Regions from separate parts of the Homo sapiens genome. Here region 2 is linked to region 1. Evidence: read pairs that join two places in POLR2A ChIA-PET (ENCODE). Cell type or tissue: OCI-LY7. All regions are shown on one strand. Each heading gives the region's core, and the rest is flanking DNA. Links, peaks and the distances in the headings are about the cores only.

Evidence for each region. ChIA-PET counts read pairs that join two places held together with the same protein. Peaks named below come from ENCODE experiments on the same cell type or tissue, not always from the same donor. Only the 100,000 strongest peaks of a DNase experiment are listed, where the experiment ranks them.
Region 2: POLR2A ChIA-PET joins it to region 1 with 26 read pairs; 5 of 35 experiments call an interaction of 5 or more read pairs at or near these places.

The regions. Positions count from the first base shown.
Region 1 is chr3:129,063,845-129,074,273 of GRCh38, forward strand. LOC124906368 (small nucleolar RNA U13) reads left to right here and starts at 10,251; the gene lies at 10,251-10,358. In OCI-LY7, for the core only: no CTCF peak of the experiment used is centred there; no DNase peak of the experiment used is centred there.
Region 2 is chr3:129,219,905-129,230,333 of GRCh38, forward strand. No RefSeq gene overlaps it. Among named protein-coding and RNA genes, the nearest start is that of COPG1, 24 kb to the right of the region's middle. RefSeq lists a silencer at 9,062-9,356. In OCI-LY7, for the core only: no CTCF peak of the experiment used is centred there; a DNase peak (open chromatin) is centred at 5,297; H3K4me3 peaks cover 404 bases.

The DNA of each region.
Region 1 (10,429 bases), core at 1,473-9,472:
AGAAATTTTAGGAAATACATAGGCAGGACAAATAGAACATCAGCCAATTGGATCAGGCTGAGCCTGCGATTTCTGCTGTGGCACGGCTGCCTAAGAACAATCGTAAAAGCTGGCATCTGCTCCTTGGGCACCAGGTGTGTCCAAGGCTTGCGTGCAGCACCTCCCATGGGTGACTCTCGGGTTTCCCTTTGGAAGACTGTAAGGAGGGAGCTGTTCTGCAACCCGCTGCATGGAGGAGGGTGCAGGCCTAGGTCACCTGCTTGTTCTCTCTCACACGTGCTCCCTCGAAAGCTTCCAGGCCCGTGGGGGACCCTGGAACTAAGGCCCTTCAGTCCCCAACCCCCGACATAGGGTGCTACACAGATCCCCCTGCTTCAGTGCCTTCTTGAGGCCGTGTGTACCCGCCAGCAATTCCAGGCCCCTGTCCTGCTCGGTCCAGCAAGAACCTGCAGGCTGCAACAAGTCCCCTGTGGGTGGAGAGGGTGGAGGGCCCTCTGAAGCCAGGCAGGGATTTCCCAAGGTGGATGGCTGGTCATACAAGCACCCCAGGAGACGGTGACTCCCTGGAAGGTCACGGTCTGCCTTCACCAGTTTTTGCTGCTACAACCTAATGCCACAGTCTGGGTACTGTAAAAACAGTGAACATTTATTTCTCATGGTTCTGAAGCCTGAGAAGTCCAAGATCCAGGCACTGGCATTCAGTGTCTGCTGAGGGCCCTCTTCCTCTCATTGCCAAAGGGGCGAAAGGGATAGAAGGGGCAGCCAGTTCCCTCACACACTCCTTTTTTTTTTTTTTTTGAGACAGGGTCTTTCTCTGTCGCCCAGGCTGGAGTGCAGTGGTGCAATCATGGCTCACTGCAGCCTCCCGCCTCAACTTCCCCAGTAGCTGGGACTATAGGCGTGCGCCACCATGCCCAGCTAATTTTTGGTAGAGACAGGGTTTCGCCATGTTACCCAAACTAGTCTCAAACTCCTGGGCTCAAGCAACCCTCCTGCTTTGTCCTCCCAAAGCCACCGCACCTGGCCAACCTCAAGCACTTTTATAAGGGCCCTAATTACCTTCCAAAGGCCCCACCTCCTAATGCAAGCACACTAGGGATAAAATTTCAGCATTCAACAGCACCAGCCCCAGCCTCAGTGCCTCTCCCACCACAGGCATGGTTGACCAAACATACCCCTGCACGGGCAACTCTGCCAGCAATTCACACGATCTCCCCTCCCTCAGAGCCATCCACATCACCTCCCCTGACACCAGCCTCACACTGACCTCCTGCAGTGGTGCGATCATGGCTCACTACAACCTCAGCCTCCTGGACTCAAGTGATCCTCCTACCTCCCACCTCTCCCGAATAGCTGGGACCACAGGCATGCACCTCCACACTCGGCTGATTTTTGTAGCTTTTGTAGGGAAGGGGTTTCGCCATGTTGCCCAGGCTGATCTTGAACTCCTGGACTCAAGCAATCAATTAGCCAGCCTCGGCCTCCCAAAGTGCTGGGACTACTAGGCGTGAGCAGCCACCGCACCCAGCCTGTGTAGGGTAATTTTACCAGCAGCTATAACCACTGACCCACCCATCCGGCCGCTCTTCCTGATCACGGGCCTCTCTGCTGGCCACCTGCTCACTGGGAGGCCTCCTTCTCTGCTGTAACACAGAATCCACTCTCAACATACAAGACAACATGCTACGGTGCCTATTATGGAAGTGGAGCTCAAGCCTGCCAGCTAATAGTGCTGCACTGGGCACAGGTGGCAAGTCTGTCTTTCTAGAAACTGTCTTCCCCAGCTTCTGAAACTGTCCTTCCCCTCTTCTGCATGCCCCTGGCCAGTGGGAGAGCAGAGGACAAAGAGGACAGCACGATGCCCATGGCTAGCCCTGAGGGGCACAGATCATGCTTGCACATTTGCTGTCCAGATCCCAGTCAGTGACTGTGATGGTTAATATTGAGTGTCAACTTGATTGGGTTGAAGGATGTAAACTATTGCTCCTGGGTGTGTCTGTGAGGGTGTTACCAAAAGAGATTAACATTTGAGTCGGAGGACTGGGAGAGGCAGACACACCCTCAATCTACATGGGCACCATCTAACCCGCTGCCAGCTCCACTAGAATAAAAGCAGGCAGAAGAATATGGAAGGACTACACTTGCTGAGTCTTCCGGCTTTCATCTTTCTCCCCTGCTGGATGCTTCCTGCCCTCAAATGTCAGACTCCAAGTTCTTCAGCGTTTGGACTCTTGGGCCTACATCAGTGGCTTGCCAGGGGCTCTCGGGCCTCTGGCCATAGACTGAAGGCTGCACTGTCGGCTTCCCTATTTTCAAGGTTTTGGGACTCAGACTGGCTAGAAATGGACTGGAAGTGAGCGGAAGGTGGAAGCTCTGTCCTGGCTCAGCTCGGCCTATGCTGGGAGGGTGACTGGTGGTGTGGAAAGTCCGCTGGGACTCAGCAGCACCTGGGCCTCTAATTGTTAGCTTTCTAACCGGCTCTGGGGCTGCAGTTCTCATTTTCAATCCTCTGGGTAATAAGCAGTGAGGACTTCTACTCCAGGTTTTGAGAAATGTCGCAAAATCTTGGGAAAGTGTTACTTTCTTGGATGGATCTCTAAAACAGTGGATCAAATTCAGACAGGAAAGCTAGACTGTATTACTTCCTTCATTAATATTTAATTGCAAGGCCAGGCGCAGTGGCTTGCGCCTGTAATCCCAGCACTTTGGGAGGCAAAGGCAGGTGGATCACCTGAAGTCAGGAGTTCAAGGCCAACCTGGCGAAACCTCGTCTCTACAAAAAATACAAAAATTAGCTGGCATGGCGGCACGCACCTGTAATCTCAGCTACTCGGGAGGCTGAGGCAGAAGAATCACTTGAACCCAGGAGGTGGAGGTTACAGTGAGCTGAGATTACACCACTTCACTCCAGCATGGTCACAGAGTGAGACTCCCTCTCAAAAAGAAAAAAAAAACAAATTAAATTGCACAGCCATCAGTTAAATATATTGCTTTTAGAAAAAATTAAAATAGTACATCTCTCCCCCAATTCTGGTGGTGGTCCACTTCTGCGATACGCATATATGCCCACAGAAAATATGCTGGTCTTATGGCAGGTTTTTATGTAAATGTATCATACTTTTGGATTCTTCCGAAACTGGCTTTTCTCACCTGTGCGTGTTAGCCACATAGGCCCTTCTCTCTCCGTGGCTGCTGCGTAGTCTCTCTTGGTCTCTGTGTCCTCTGGCGCAATTGCTCCAGCATTCTCCTTTACAAACAAGCTGCCGTGTGCAGCCCTATGCACCTGTGCGGCTATTTCTCTAGGGCACTGGTCCTCAAAGCAGAGCTCCAGAGACCGCTGGGGAGAGGAGGTTCCCTGAAACTCTTTTAGAGAGGTCCACATATTCAAAACTATGTTCATACTGTAGGCCATTATCAGCCTTTTCCACTGTGGTTTTCTGAAATTAAAATCCCTCTTGAAATAAAAGAGAATTTTCCAGAGGCCACATGATTTGTGACATCACAGCAGTGTGTCTGCAGACACAGACACGGCATCCAGCTACCTCCTATTACGCCAGACGTTTAAAAGATTTGCAAAAAATATAGAATGGCACACTTCTCACTCTTTTGTTTTGGAACATATCTATTCTTTTTGAGACAGGGTCTCACTATGTTTCCCAAGCTGTACTCAAACTTCTGGGCTTAAGCAATCCTCTTGTCTCCAGAATTGGTGGGTTCTTGGTCTCACTGACTTCAAGAATGAAGCTGCGGACCCTCGCAGTGAGTGTTACAGTTCTTAAAGGCGGCACGTCTGGAGTTTGTTCCTTCTGATGTTTGGATGTGTTCGGAGTTTCTTCCTTCTGGTGAGGTCGTGGTCTCTTTGGCTCAGGAGTGAAGCTGCAGACCTTCGCGGTGAGTGTTACAGCTCATAAAGGTAGTGTGGCTCCAAAGAGCAAACAACAGCAAGATTTATTGCAAACAGCAAAAGAACAAACCTCCAACAGCGTGGAAGCGGACCAAACCAGTTTGCCACTGCTGGCTCGGGCAGCCTGCTTTTATTCTCTAATCTGGCCCCACCCACATCCTGCTGATTGGTCCATTTTACAGAGAGCTGATTGGTCCGTTTTGATAGGGTGCTGATTGGTGGGTTTACAATCCCTGAGCTAGACACAAAAGTTCTCCAAGTCCCCACCAGAGTAGCTAGATAGAGTGTGGACACAAAAGTTCTCCAAGTCACCACCAGAGTAGCTAGATACAGAGTGTCGATTGGGCATTCACAAACCCTGAGCTAGACACAGGGTGCTGACTGGTGTGTTTACAAACCTTGAGCTACAGAGTGCTGATTGGTGTATTTACAATCCCTTAGCTAAACATAAAGATTCTCCAAGTCCCCACCAGACTCAGGAGCCCAGCTGGCTTCACCCAGTGGATCCCGCACGGGGGCCCAGGTGGAGCTGCCTGCCAGTCCCGTGCCGTGCGCCCGCACTCCTCAGCCCTTGGGTGGTCAATGGGAACTGGGTGCCCTGGAGCAGGGGGCGGCCCTTGACGGGGAGGCTGGGGCCGCGCAGGAGCCCACTGGGGCCGGCGGGGAGTGGTTGAGGAGGGAAGGCTCAGGCATGGCGGGCTGCAGGTCCTGGGCCCTGCCCTGCGGGGAGGCAGTTAAGGCCCGGCGAGAAATCAAGCACAGCAGCTGCTGGCCCAGGTGCTAAGCCCCTCACTGCTCCGGACTCGCGGCTCCGAGAGCGGGGCCGCGGAGCCCACGCCCACCCGGAACTTGCGCTGGCCGGCAAGCGCGGCGCGCAGCCCCGGTTCCCGCCCCCGCCTCTCCCTCCACACCTCACCGCAAGCTGAGGGAGCCGGCTCCGGCCTTGGCCAGCCCAGAAAGGGGCTGGCCGGGGCTCCCATAGTGTAGCGGCGGGCTGAAGGGCTCCTCAAGCGCGGCCAGAGTGGGCACCAAGGCCGAGGAGGCGCCCAGAGCGAGCGAGGTCTGTGAGGGCTGCCAGCAGGCTGTCACCTCTCACCTCTGCCTCTGAAGTAGCTGGGACTACAGGCACACACCACTATGCCCAGCTTTGTTTTTATTAAAGTATTTTATTTTCATTAACATCCTTAAGCTTTATCATTATGATTGTAAACAAAGTGACACATTAAGTATGTTTAAACTGTCTCCCCTTATTTTCACACACTGTAACTATTGGTAGATATAACCCATAAAAAGCTCTCTATGGTGCTCCAGAATTTTTAAGAATGGGTCCTGAGAGCAAAAAGTTTGAAAACCACTGCTCTAGACTAAGAAGCCCATGGCTGGGCATTGAGGCTTGCATTGTCTGAATTCTGATACACAACAAGCTCTAAAACTTTGCTGTTTTGCCATTCTGTAGGAGGACATGCAATATGTATTTCCCAAATTCGTGTCCTTGCTCTGTGGCAGCTCATGGGCACCACCCTACACTAGCCTCTTGTGGGTTTGAGAAGTGAAGCCAGCTGGACTTCCTGGGTCAAGTGGGGACTTGGAGAACTTTTCTGTCTAGCTAAAGGATTGTAAATGCACCAATCAGCACTCTGTAAAAACGCACCCATCAGCGCTCTGGGTCTAGCTAAATGATTGTAAATGCACCAATCAGCACCCCATAAAAACAAAGGATTGTAAATGCACCAATCAGCACCCCATAAAAACAAAGGATTGTAAATGCACCAATCAGCACTCTGTAAAAATGCACCAATCAGCGCTCTGTGTCTAGCTAAAGGATGTAAACACACCAATCAGCACTCTGTAAAATGGACCAATCAGCACTCTGTAAAATGGACCGATCAGCAGGATGTGGGCAGGGACAAATAAGGGAATAAAAAGCTGGCCACCCCAGTCAGCAGTGACAACCTGCTCGGGTCCCCTTCCACACTGCAAACTTTGTTCTTTTGCTCTTCACAGTAAATCTTGCTGCTGCTCCCTCTTTGGGTCCGTGCCACCTTTAAGAGCTGTTAACACTCACCACCAAGGTCTGTGGCTTCATTCTTGAAGTCAGCACGACCAAGAACCCACTGGAAAGAACGAACTCCGGACACAGGCTGTGGGCCTGTTTTCTTCGTGCCTTCACAGACAGTACTGTCGCCAGCCAGCAAACCACCCTCCCCAAATTATTTCCTTCTGGTGAATTCCCAGAGGACTTCTCATGGGCTCAGAACGTCCCCATCCCTGAAAGCATGGAACAGCCTCGTGGTCACTCTGCTGGCATGGGGTGCTCACAGTTTTATCAAGTTTCCTTCTATTTTAGTAACTAAAAATGTTATGTCTGTCAAGGACATATTGCTGGCGGGGTCCCTGAAGGCTCAGAGTAAGCTTCCTGTGGGTTTTTCCACCTCCTGTGCCCTCCCCGCTGTGAGCTCTGCCCTTCTATCTGTTGCACATCCACCATGTGTCAGCTTGAGTGCCCACGTTCCATGTCATGAATTCTAATGTTTTCCTTTATAGCTAGTTTAGGGAAATTCTGAATTTGTTGTTCAGATGAGGAGCAAGCTGTGGAGAGGAAAAGATCACCAAGGGGTCACGTATGCAGGGGACATTTAAGTACCAAGCACTGCACCAAGTCCCTCACCCTTAGGAAGGTGTATAAACCTCAGAACTGTTACTGCAACACCAGGGTCTAGGTCTAGGTCCCGCTGCTCACTGCACAGAAAGCCAATAAGACAACAAGTATCGCCTGGGAAGAAGGCTTTAATTGTGTGCTGTAGTCAGAGATGGGAGATCAGTCTCAAATCCATCTCCCTGACGGACTAAAACTAGGGGTAATATAACAGAGAAGAAACGTAACCATGTGTGGGAAAACAGGAATTAGGGAGGTCAACAGGAAGCAGGTGGTCAGTTAGGCACTCATGATGGGTGAGAGGTCTAGCCTCTCATTGTGCAGATGATGTGGTGAGTTTCAACTCCTTGACACTATCTGGGAGGCCTGATAGTTGCTTTCCTAAGAGAGGAACTCAAATAAGACAAATGTAACTTTCTCAAGTTTTAAGACTGGGAGGATCAATTTCTATGTTTATTCAAAGAAACCATGAACATCAGTTCTGTGGGGCAGTTGGGCCGGCTTCAGAGCTACCTCTTGGTGTGGGCAGTGAACACCCTTCTCACCTCACCTTCCTCCTCTCCATTTTACAGATGGGGAAACTGAGGCACAGAAAGGTAAATAGCAGAGGTGAGATTTGGAGCCAAGCAGTCTGGCCCCGATGCCACTCTTGTAAGTCCTCTTCTCATGGTTGCTCACAGGCACTCAACTTAGGAACTGCTGGTCAACCCAAAAAAATCTGTATTAAGCATGGAAACAAAATTCACAGAAAGGATGCCTGATGGCCGCGTGGCGTTCTCAGATGAATACAGCTGCTTTGAGGCCAAGTGCTCTGCCTCTGCCCCCTACCTTCCTCCTTATTCACCCACCTGGGGTCTTTGATTCTTAAACTTTAGGGATTCTTGGAAACAAGCTAGGATGACAAATAGGCTATGGATTTGACCTTCTTAGTGATTAAGACACCACCGCGTGGCGCCCGCTGGAGTGGACCAGAATGTGTCCTCCACCAGACACGGCTTCTCAAAAGCTATAGGCGCAGCGATTCTGGGCGCTCTGCCTGTGAGTTAGCCCTGCTCAACAAGGAGCAGTAAAAACCAAGCAAACAAACGGGAGGCAGCAGCTGGTGGGGGTTTATTTTTTGACAATACCCTCACCCCCCAACACAGACACTGACCTTTGGGAAGGGATCTTGGGGCAGACCCCTGCTGGCCTACTGCCCCTCGTCTGGGGTCTCAGGCAGGTGCAGGCTGAGCAGACTTGGGCTCTAGAAACCAACCTTTCTGGAATTTTACGCTAGACCAGGGGTGTCCAATCTTTTAGCTTCCCTGCGCCACATTGGAAGAAGAATTGTCTTGGGCCACACATAAAATACACCAACACTAATTAGTAGGGGATTTTGAAAATGTTACTTAATATTAGATCGATGCACAAAAATCTATTGCATTTTTAGACAATTAGAAATTATAATTTTAGCTGGGTGTGGTGGCTCATGCCTGTAATCCCACCACTTTGGGGAGCCAAAGAGGGAGGATCGCTTGAGCCCTGGAGTTTAAGGCCAGCCTGGGCAACATAGCAAGACCCCATCTCTACAAAAAATAAAAATAAGAAAATTAGCTGGGTATGGTGGCACACACTTGTAGTGCCAGTTACTTGAGAAGCTGAGATGGAAGGATCACTTGAGCCCAAAAGGTGGAGGCTGCAGTGAGCTATGATCACAGCACTGCACTCCAGCCTGAGTGATAGAATGATTGTCTCTAAAAAAGAAAAAAAGAAAGAAAGAAATTGTAATTTAAAAATAGGATACAATAAAAGGCAGGTATACAATTGACTTTCAAGTTGGAAAAAATAAAATTTAATTTATATCTCACACCATAAACAGAAAAAAAAAATACACTAGCACTAATGATGGCTGATGAGCTAAAAAAAAATTGCAAAAATCCTCATAATGTTTTAAGAACGTTTACAAATTTGTGTTGGGCAGCATTCAAAGCCATCCTGGGGCACATGTTGGACAAGCTTGCCCTAGACCGAAGGAAAAGAGAAGACCGATACAACGGTGGCAAAATAGAAAATCCCTGTGGATTTCCCATGTTATAATAACAGGGAAGGAAAATGATCATAAAATGTATGTATTTATTTATTTTTATTTTTTTTTTTTGAGTCGGAGTCTCGCTCTGTCGCTCAGGCTGGAGTGCAGTGGTTTGATCTCGGCTCACTGCAAGCTCCGCCTCCTGGGTTCACGCCATTCTTCTGCCTCAGCCTCCCGAGTAGCTGGGATTATAGGCATGTGCCACAACGCCCGTCTAATTTTTTGTATATTTAGTAGAGACGCGGTTTCACCATGTTAGCCAGGATGGTCTCGATCTCCTGACCTCGTGATCCACCTGCCTCGGCCTCCCAAAGTGCTGGGATTACAGGCGTGAGCCACCGCGCCCAACCTACAAAATGTATTTAGTTAAAATCTCCTGTCGTCTCCTAGGCAGGGGGCAAAGCCCTGCTTTCTTTCCTGGAGTCCCATGGACACTGGGTCAGCACTGCCTGGACCCCTACCCAGCTGTGCAGGTGCTGTTTTACCCCTGCAAGGCTCTCGGTCAGGACCGAGCCTCCTCCTTCAGCTCTTGCCCAACTTCGTTGCACCAAGACAGAAGTTTATGAGCATGCCCAGAAGAGGAACCAATATGGCCTGGGGGCCCTAGAGTGGTCACATTCCAAGACAGAAAGTGGGTGGTGGCCACCAAGGCTGGAGGAGAGGGCACACGGGGAGTTTGGTGGGGACAGAGTTTCAGTTTGGGAAGACGGAAGCATTCTGAGATGGATGGTGTTCATGGTGGCACAGCAGTGTGAATGTGCTTAAGGTCCCTGCACTCTCCACTTTACGGATTTTATGGATGCTTAAAATTAGGAAAATTAGGAGTCTTTTGTAGTTTAAAAGTGTGATGATTGGCTTTTCTTGCTCTTGTGTGAGTGAGGTGTGCTTCTCTCAAAATACTATGTTCTCTCATAAATACTATGCCATGTATGGTTTGTTTTGGGGGTTTATTCTTGAGACAGGGTTTCGCTTTGCCGCCCAGGCCGATCTTGGCTCACTGCAGCCTCTGCGTCCTGGGTTCAAGCGATTCTTCTGCCCCCTGAGTAGCTGGGATTACAGGCATGCGCCACCTTGCCCAGCTAATTTTTGGATTTTTTTAGTAGAGATGGGGTTTTGCCATATTGACGAGGCTGGTCTTGAACTCCTGACCTCAAGTGATCCACCCGCCTTTGTCTCCCAAAGTGCTGGGATTACAGGCTTGAGCCACCATGCCCAGCCCATGCCATGTATGTTTTACCACAATACATAGTAATAATTTTGTTTTAAGTAATACAGCAATCTCTGTAAGCTCCTTTAGCCAAAGACAGTCACTATTAACACACAGTTAGTCTAAGCATCCCAGCTTTTCTCTTTTCTACCTCTGGAAAAGATACATTCCTAGAAAGTAAACACACCAGCGTGAAGTCACGGAGGGAACAATGGGGCTCGCCATTGCGGTATTTCCTTCTGGTGTCCTTCTCCGAACAGTTGTATATAGTTGAGATCATAACCACACAAATTATCTAGCCCAACTTTTTCCCTTCTTTAAAAAATGGAAATAGCTTTATTGATTTTCCTGGCTATATATAACTAATTCATGATCATAACCAAAAATTTTTCTCTAAAACTGCAAAAAAATTAGGAGCCTTTTGTAGTTTATAAGTGTGATGATTGGCTTTTCTCATTCTTGTGTGAGTGAGAACTTCTTTTCTCAAACCTTGTTATGATGTCAGCACATTACCTACCAGACATGAAAAATAATAATAAAAGGCCTAGGCCATGCGCGGTGGCTCACTCATGTAATCCCAACACTTTGGGAGGC
Region 2 (10,429 bases), core at 733-8,732, 160 kb after region 1:
GCGTTTTTTATTAGAGACGGGATTTCGCCATGTTGGCCAGGCGGGTCTTGAACTCCTGACCTCAGGCAATCCACCCGCCTTGGCCTCCCAAAGTGCTGGGATTACAGGCGTGAGCGACCGTGCCCAGCCAGCAGTGGGTTCCAAGCACACTTGGGGTTGATGTGGTCAACCCTTGAAACTCTAGGTCTATTATAAATGTCATTTTATACTGAACTATGAAATCTTTGCTGATGTTAGGCTGGTATTTCTTTACATTACTGTCTTTAAATTACACGTCTATTCAAAACCCAGGGCCTTACTCCTGGGAAATTATTGAAAGTAATTAATTGAATAAGTAGAAAAAGGCATGTGCACAAAGATGTTTCAATTAAAAATGAAAAATAGGCCAGGTGCGGTGGCTCACGCCTGTAATCCCAGCACTTGGGGAGGCCGAGGCGGGTGGATCACGAGGTCAGGAGATTGAGACCATCCTGGCTAACATGGTGGAAACCCGGCCTCCACCAAAAATACAAAAATTAGCTGGGCGTGGTGGCCCATGCCTGTAATCCTAGCTACTCGGGAGGCTGAGGCAGGAGAATCACTGGAACCCGGGAGGTGGAGGGTACAGTGAGCCGAGATTGCACCACTGCACTCCAGCCTGGGTGACAGAGCAAGACTCCATCTCAAAAAAAAAAAAAAAAAAAAGAACAACCTAAATATACAAGAGAAGACTACTATTAATTAATTTATGGGCCATCCACTGGATGGGATATTATGTAGCCATTAATACTTATAATTTTGGCCAGGCGCGGTGGCTCACGCCTGTAATCCCAGCACTTTGGGAGGCCGAGGTGGGCAGATCACAAGGTCAGGAGATCGAGACCATCCTGGCTAACATGGTGAAATCCCGTCTCTACTAAAAATGCAAACAAAATTAGCCGGGCGTGGTGGCAGTCGGCGCCTGTAGTCCCAGCTACTCGGGAGGCTGAGGCAGGAGAATGCCGTGAACCCGAAAGGCGGAGCTTGCAGTGAGCCGAGATCACGCCACTGCACTCCAGCCTGGGCGAGAGCGAGACTCCGTCTCAAGAAAAAAAAAAGTACTTATAATTTTGAGAATTGCAACAAATGGGAAATATTTACATCTTACTTTTTTTTGAGACAGGGTCTCACTCTGTCATCCAGACTGGAGTGTGGTGGTATGACCATAGCTTACTGCAACCTTGAAATCCTGGGCTCCCACGACCCTCTCACCTCAGCCTCCTGAGTATCTGGGATTATAGGTACAAGCCCCAAGCCTCAGCATTTTTTTTTTTTTTGAGACGGAGTCCCGCTCTGTCTCCCAGGCTTGAGTGCAGTGGCGCCATCTCAGCTCACTGCAACCTCTGCCTTACGGGTTCACGCCATTCTTCTGCCTCAGCCTCCTGAGCAGCTGGGACTACAGGCACCCACCACCATGCCCGGCTAATTTTTTTTGTATTTTTAGTAGAGATGGGGTTTCACCGTGTTGGCCAAGATGGTCTCGATCTCCTGACCTTGTGATCTGCCCGCCTTGGCCTCCCAAAGTGCTGGGATTACAGGCGTGAGCCACCGCGCCCGGCCTTTTTTTTTTTTTAGAGACAAGGTCTCACTTGAGCCCAAGCTGGTCTTGAAGTCCTGGGCTGAAGTGATCCTCTGGCCTTCAGCCTCCCAAAGCACTGGGATTACAGGCGTGAGCCACTGCATCTGGCCACTTATATCTTAAAAGAAAAAACAACACAAAAGAAATAAAATGCATGATGCTTATCAGGGAATCCAGAAGCTATGGAAGCAAGCAAAGATATTCATATTTGACTACTTAAAATGTTTAAAGTTTTGAGACAAAAGATACTATGAAGTCAAACGAACAAAGCATAGAGCAGAAAAAAAGTTGGCTGGGCGTGGTGGCTCACGCCTGTAATCCCAGCACTTTGGGAGGCCAACGCGGGCGGATCACGAGGTCAGGAGATCAAGACCATCCTGGCTAACAGGGTGAAACCCGGTCTCTACTAAAAATACAAAAAAATTAGTAGGGCGTCGTGGCGGGCACCTGTAGTCTCAGCTGCTCAGGAGACTGAGGCAGGAGAATGGCGTGAACCTGGAAGGTGGAGCTTGCAGTGAGCTGAGATCGAGCCACTGCACTCCAGCCTAGGTGCCAGGGCAAGACTCTGTCTCAAAAAAAAAAAAAAAGTTATAATACCTACAATAAATGTTAATATTGTTAGCATACCAAGAGTTTCTACAAATTAAAATCCAATAGAAAAATGGGTAAATAATATGTACAGATAATTCATAAAAGGAAATCCAAGAAACACAACCTTAGTCATCAAGGAAATGCAAATTCAGGTAATAATGAGATGGTAATATTCTTTTGTGAGATTGGCATAAACTTAAAAGCTAAATAAAATCCAGTACTTGCAAAGATTCAGGGAAAAAAACCCAGCACTTTGAGAGGCTTAGGCAGGCGGATTACCTGAGGTCAGGAGTTTGAGGCCAGCCTGGACAACATGGTGAAACCCCCTGTTTCTACTAAAAATACAAAAAAATTAGCCGGGCTTGGTGGCTTGTGCCTGTAATCCCATCTACTCAGGAGGCTTACTATGAGACTCCATCTCAAAAAAAAAGATTCAGAGAAAATGAAACTCCCATTCATTGCTGGTAGGAATGTGACTTGCTATAACCTTTTGTGTGTGTGTGCTGGAGTCGCCTGGCTAATTTTTTGTATTTTTAGTAGAGACAGGGTTTCACCATGTTGGCCAGGATGGTCTCGATCTCCTGACCTCGTGATCCGCCCACGTCAGCCTCCCAAAGTGCTGGGATTACAGGCGTGAGCCACTGCGCCCGGCCTTTTTTGTTGTTTTTTTTTTAAAGCAAGTTGCCAAGAAATGTACATAGTCCATAGTCTCCTTTTTTTTTTTTTTTTTGGAGACAGAGTGTTGCTCTGTCGCCTAGGCTGCAGTGCAGTGGCACAATCTTGACTCACTGCAACCTCTGCCTCCTGGGTTCAACCGATCTCCTGCCTAAGCCTCCCGAGTAGCTGGGATTACTGGCGCACACTACCATGCCCAGATAATTTTTGTATTTTTTAGTAGAGAGGGGGTTTCACTATGTTGGTCAGGCTAGTCTCAAACTCCTGACCTAGAGAAATCCACCTGCCTCAGCCTCCCGAAGTGCTGGGATTGCAGGCCTGAGCCACAGCTCCCAGCCCCAGTTTTGTTTTAAGAAAAGGGTTTGTAGGCCACATGTAGTGGCTCATGCCTGTGATTCCAACACTTGTGGAGGCCAAGGTGGGCAGATTACTTGAGCTCAGGAGCTTGAGACCACCTGGGCAACATGACGAAACACCGACTCTACAAAAAAATACAAAAAGTAGCCGGGTACGGTGGTGCAGATCTATAGTCCCAGCTACTTGGGAGCCTGAGGTTGGAGGATCTCTTGAGCCCAGGTAGAGGCTGCAATAAGCCAAGATCATGCCACTACACTTTAGCTTAGGCACCAGAGTGAGATCCTGTCTCAAAAAAATGGGGAAGTTTGGATATTGTTCATATAGGAAAGATGGAGAAAAAAAAGATTTGGGATTATACACTTCATGTTGTTAATATTTATTACTTTAGGGGATGAAATTAGGGTAAGGTGGGGCAGATATAATTTTTCTTTCACATAATGTTGGATTTTGTGTGTAACAAATAAACATAAATTACTTTTGTAATTCTTTCAATTCTTAAAGAAAATTTAAGGAAAAAAATGACAAAGACTATAAGGAAATACTAATTTTTTTATAATATAAAATGACAACAAAAATATTAAATTGAATTCCTGCTTTATTCACAACTGTAAAAATAAAATATCCATGTGAATAGGACTGGTAAAGAGAACTTAAAAGTTTTTTAGGGTTTTTTAGAGTGCTAGGAAGTACGTAATCTTTTTTATTTTAGTTTTTTTCTGTACCACTTACAAGCTAGGATATAGTCTTTTTAAAATAAATACTTGTGAATACTTGTGGGGAATAATCATAATAGTTCTATTATGTAAAAGATGCAAACTATGGATGCAGTGGACAAAGTGTAGATATAAAATGCAAAAATTAGGCCAGGCATGGTGGCTCACACCTGTAATCCCAGCATTTTGGGAGGCCAAAGTGGGCAGATCACAAGGTCTCTAAGAGACAGAGACCATCCTGGCCAACATGGTGAAATGCCGTCTCTACTAAAAATACAAAAATTAGCTGGGCGTGGTGGCACGCGCCTGTAGTCCCAGCTACTCAGGAGGCTGAGGCAGGAGAATCCAGGAAGCAGAGGTTGCAGTGAGCCAAGATCGTGCCATTGCCCTCCAGCCTGGTGACACAGCGAGACTCCGTCTCAAAAAAAAAAAAAAAAAAGAATAAAAGAAAATGCAAAAATTGGCTGAGCATGGTGGCTCACGCCTATAATCCCAGCACTTTGGAGACCGAGGGGGATGGATTGCTTGAGCTCATGAGTTGGAGACCAGCTTGGGCAACATGGCAAAACCCCATCTCTACAAAAAAAAAAAAAAATACAAAAAATTAGCTGGGCATGGTGGCAGGTGCCTGTAGTCCCAGCTACTCAGGAGGTTGAGGTGGGAGGATGACTTGAGGCCAGGAGGTGGAGGTTGCAGTGAGCCGAGATCACACCACTGCACTTCAGCCTGGGCAATAGATCCAAACCTTGTTTCAAAAAAAAAAAAAAAAGCTGTTAAGTAAGGATGACAGGCTTATGAATATTTTTTTTCAATTTCCTCAAACTTTATGTAATATTGCACTGCCTTTAGAATAAAAAGTAACTCCTACCCCATAAAAAGCTAGGTTTCCTTTTTTGGAATTTATTACAGAAGAGAAGACAGAACAGAAATTTGTATCCTGCTACAATTACAGTGTTATCAAACTATAGTCCTATATGGATGAGGACTGAAGGAGGAATGCTGAGACTGTTGAGGGTTTTAAAATTTTTATTTCCTTTCCTGTTATGTTCCAAAAAGATACACATCAAGAATGGGAGGAACGAACTTTTAATTTATTTTCTCAGTTTCCGGATGCTCTATCTTCTTTTTCAAATTATAAAAATTCTCTTTTTTAAATACAAGCTGACTGGGTTGTCCCTGAAACACATTAGCTCAAGCTTCTGACCTTTGGAAAGCAAATCAGAGACTATGTTGCGAAAGAATTGTAATCAGCCTCGGTGACTGTGAGAGTTATTTAGGACACAGCCTCTTGCTCAGTTACAGCTCCAGCCTAGGGCCAGCAGGGCACTGGGACATGCTGGCAGCCACTGCATACTGGGCACCGGAAGGAGGATCTGCAGCAAGCTGGGACGTGGAAGGAAGCCACAGGACTTCCTCTGCAAGCTCTGCCAAGCCAAACGAGTATTATCTGCCCTCGAGTTTGTTTTTGCCATGGCTAAACACGGACTGCAAGTTGAACGTAATCCAAGCAGATCATTTCCCTGCAATTTTAAAAAGCAACGTAAATCCTAGACTTGACATGGTTCAAATCAGCTGGAGCAGGGCATCTCAGGGAGTAAGAGAGACTTGGGCTACTTCTAATTTTGTTTATTGATATGAAGAAATAGTAAATACAACTTAAAAATTTTGGTATGCTGTATTTTATTTATGAATTGCTTTTAGAGACAGGGTCTCAGTCTGTCTCCTGGGCTGGAGTGCAGTGGCACAATCATAGCTCACTGCAGCCTTGAACTTCTGGGCTCAAGCAATCCTCCTTCAGCCTCCCAAAGTGCTGGGATTATAGGTGTGAGCCACCGTGCCTGGCCAGGTAAGCTTATTTTAAAATAGTAATATACATTTTTTAAACCTTTAGTCACCTTTTCAAGTAAAGCACCTCTACATTTAAAACAATGGAGTTAGCCAGTCATGGTGGCTCATGCCTATAATCCCAATTTTAGGTAGGCTGAGGCGGGAGGATCAGTTGAAGCCAGAAGTTCAAGACCAGCCTTGGCAACAAAGTGATACCCCATTTCTACAAAAATTGTTTTTTTAAAAAAGTTAGCTAGGCATGGTGTATGCCTGTAGTCCCAGCTACTGGGGAGGCTGAGGTAGGGGGATCACTTGAGCCTATGAGCAGAGATCATACTACTGCACTCCAGTCTAGGTGACAGAATGAGAACCTGTCTTTTTTTTTTTTTTGAGATGGGGTCTCGCTCTGTCGCCAGGCTGGAGTGCAGTGGCGCAGTCTTGGCTCACTGCAACCTCTGCCTCCTGGGTTCAAGCGATTCTCCTGCCTCAGCCTCCCAAGTAGCTGGGATTACAGGCACGTGCCACCATGCCCAGCTAATTTTTGTATTTTTAGTAGAGATGGGGTTTCACCATGTTGGCCAGGCTGGTCTTGAACTCCTGACCTCATGATCTGCCCGCCTCAGCCTCCCAAAGTGCTGGGATTACAGGCATGAGCCACCGTGCCCGGCCTGAGACCCTGTCTTAAAAACAACAACAACAAAAATCCCACAAAATACAATGGAGTCCATTGTTAATTTGAAAAAGTATAGTAAACACACAGAAACATTTTATATATATCCTATCACGCATAGTGTATTTCAGATGTTATGGTTGGATAAAGAAAGACAAATTCAAGGTAATATGATAAGCATCTTCTTTTAGTCCTGCCAGCGTGTCTCTGACTCATGCACACCCTTGTATGGAGAGGAAGCTCTTGGAGAGTGCGCAGGCTGGCCACCCGCCCATGACATGCCCTGCTGTGGGAAAGCCAGAGCAGGGAGTGGATAGAGCCTGTGACTTGGAATCAAAAGACTCAGGGCGGAATTGCAGCTCTGCCATTTCTTGTGTCAACTCTAAGCCTGTATCATCCACTGTAAGATGGAGATAGTAATAAAACCTTCTTCGCAGAGTTGTGGGGAAGATTCACCAAGATTAACACATAGGAAAGCCCACAGCACACTTTAGCATGTAGGTTGCCCAAATGTTTGCTCCCTTTGACTGTCTCTTCCTGGCTGGATGTGAGGATTATGTTGGATGGTGTACGTGAAAACAAATGTTAGTTATAATTAGAAATGGGTAACAGGGTCCTGAATCTAATTCAAGACACCACATCTGATTGTGTGTATGTTGTGTCAGAGTGTCTGCAACAGGTTGTTAGTCCTCCAATGCTACGATATTTTTTAACCTCCTTCTGAGCCCCTCCCTGTCTGGCAGTCCCTAGACCTAGCTAGCTTCTCAGAATAGGTTCTGGAAATGCAGAGAACATTCAGGAGGCAGGCTCACGGCCTGAAAAATAAGGGTCGCAGCTCCTGACTCAACTAATACTTCAAGGCAGCGTCCAAAGGTCCAACAAGACAACTCACTGCATGCTCCCTCACACGTTGTCGGCAGGCTGGAGTGCAGTGGCGCAATCTCCGCTCACTGCAAGCTCCGCCTCCTGGGTTCACGCCATTCTCCTGCCTCAGCCTCCCGAGTAGCTGGGACTACAGGCGCCCGCCACCACGCCCGGCTAATTTTTTGTATTTTTAGTAGAGAGGTTTCACCGTGTTAGCCAGGATGGTCTCGATCTCCTGACCTCATGATTCACCCACCTTACCTTCCCAAAGTGCTGGGATTACAGGCGTGAGCCACCGTGCCTGGCCTTCCCTCAAAGATTCGGAGGTAATTTCAATTCTCCTACATCACCACTGTAGCATTGTCACACTGAGGAAAATTAAGTATATTTAGACAGAATCTTTGAACAAGGGTTTTGGGAAAGGAGATAACTGATATCTGAAATCACAAGAAATTCAGCCAGGGTGCTAGGCCAAATGTAGGCTGTGGGAAGGAAAGGGCTTTGTGCTTCTTGAAGGCCAGGACAAATGCTTGAAGTTAGCATCATTCAAAGGTGTGCTTAAAGCCATCTGTGGGAGACCTCAGCTGCCTGGATCTTGAGTACGTGTGATTAACTGCCTTGTGTATTAGCAACCCCTGGGAAGATCCCACTGATGAACAGGGTGAAATGACATGAAAAACAGCCGTGAATAAGCCTTTGAGAAATGAAACAAACTAAACCCACAAGTCATCCTAGCAAGCAAGGGGAAAAAGAAAAGATTCAGTGCAGACAATTTCTGCTGTGAATGAACCCAGGTCTTCCCAGGGGGAGAAATGGGTGGGGGCGATTTGATTGAGGAAGGAAATGAGGCTTCAGGCAGGAGGAAATTCTTTTTTTTTTTTTTTTTTTTTTTTGAGACAGAGTCTTGCTCTCTGTCATCCAGGCTGAGTACAATGGCTCGATCTGGGCTCACTGCAACCTCCGCCTCCTGGGTTCAAGCAATTCTTCTGCCTCAGCCTCCCGAGTAGCTGGGACTACAGACATGCGCCACCACGCCCGGCGAATTTTTGTATTTTTAGTAGAGACAGAGTTTCACTATATTGGCCAGGCTGGTCTCAAACTCCTGACCTTGTGATCTGCCCACCTTGGCCTCCCAAAGTGCTGGGATTAGGCGTGAGCCACTGCGCCCGGCCTAATTTTTGTATTTTTAGTAGAGACAGCGTTTTCCCATGTTGGCCAGGCTGGTCTCGAACTCCTGACCTCAAGTGATCCACCCAGCTTGGTCTCCCAAAGTGCTGGGATTACAGGCGTGAGCCACCGTGCCGCTGGCAGGAGAAAATCCTTTACTGTGTTAAGTTAGTAAAGAATGTGCTTCATGAATACCCTACTCTTCCCACCTGTAGCTCTGGCTACAGGGGGTCCTTCCTGCCCTGGAAGGTTTTCACAGGACATTCTGTGCATTCTATGACCGAGTGAAGCCCACAGCTCTCCTTCTTTTCCTCCAGCCCTCTTGCTCCATTTCCATTCCCAACAGACTGTTTTTCTTTATCAGAGTCCCTAAATTTCCTCACCCATAAAACTGAGATGGTGGTGTCTGCTTGCAGGGCAGTTCTCATACAGGACTGTGTGGGATGGCAATGGTGGATGTGCCTGGCACGGTGTCAGGCACAGTGGAAAAGGCCCTAAGTGAATGTTGTGTGATAATTTCCTAGGAGTCCTCACTCTTGTGGACACTGCATTCCCAGGCTCCCTTGCCAATTGTCTTAGGCCGGGGCCAGCCGCTGGGAGATGCATGTGGGAGACTGGTGGCTTGGGGGAGGGAGAAACCAGGGTATTTCTCCCTTTCTCCCTCTGCCTGGGGTGGGACGGCAACTAATTCTCCTCTGAATACTGGTTCCCAGTAGGACAGCCCCTCTCTCTGTGGCTGCAGTGCCCACCAGGTGGCCCTCATCACGACCTTGGTTCCCACAGATGGCTCCAGCTGCTGGGCTCCACTTCCACCTCTACCCTAGAGGCAAGAGAGGCTTCCTGTCCTTCCTGTTGCTGATCTCCCAGTTCCCTCCCCACTTCCTGCTTGGTTTCCCAGCTCTTCCATTCCTGTGTAATAAGTCCTTGTACTGAATTCTGTCTGCTTCTGCCTGGGCTGTGGCTGATACACACGGTAATTGTTCAGACTAAGCTATGCAGTAAAGAGGTGACTCAGCAGGCTTGTGACGCTCAAACCCTGCACATCCCAAAGACCGGCTCCTGGAAGATAACCTATAAACAGTTGAAATATCCTGCCTGATGGAGTGGCTTTGCATACCTGGGGCCTTGGGCCCTGCCAGATACTTGTGCTAAAAATGTGCTTCGGGGTGAATGTCCGTTTCTGTTTGCTTCGGGTCTTGGGCCACACTGAGTTTGACGTGGTTGCAGGGTCATGCTGGAGACTAAGATCAAGCAGGTTGGTGCTCCATGGCCGTGTGACTGACCCTCAATAAAAAACCTGCACACTGAGGCTTGGGTGAGCTTCCCTGTTGTCAACACTCCCTGCAGGCTACCACGCATCCTTACGGGAGAATGAAGCACGGTCCCTACAACTCTTCCGGTAAGGCCACATGGAAACTCGCACCTGCTCTCTCCCAGATTCTGCCCTAAACACGTTTTCCTGTGCTGATTTTAATCTGTATCCTTTTGCTGTAATAAACTATAACCATGAGTATAGCAGCTTTTCTGAGTTCTATGAGTCCCCCTAGCAAATCACTGAACCTGGGACCCCCCCACACACCAGTTAAAAAGGACACTTTTTGGGCCTGGCGCGGTGGCTCACGCCTGTAATCCCGGCACTCTGGGAGGCCGAGGCGGGCGGATCACAAGGTCAGGAGATGGATACCATCCTGGCTAATACAGTAAAACCCCGTCTCTACTAAAAATACAAAAAATTAGCTGGGCGTGGTGGCGGGTGCCTGTAGTCCCAGCTACTCCGGAGGCTGAGGCAGGAGAGTGGCGTGAACCCGGGAGACGGAGCTTGCAGTGAGTCGAGATTGTGCCACTGCACTCCAGCCTGGGCAACAGAGCAAGACTCTGTCTCAAAAAAAAAAAAAAAAAAAAAGGACGCTTTTTCTTTTACAGACAAAATGTCGAGAGTCCCCAGAACTTAAGTAACTTTCCTGAACT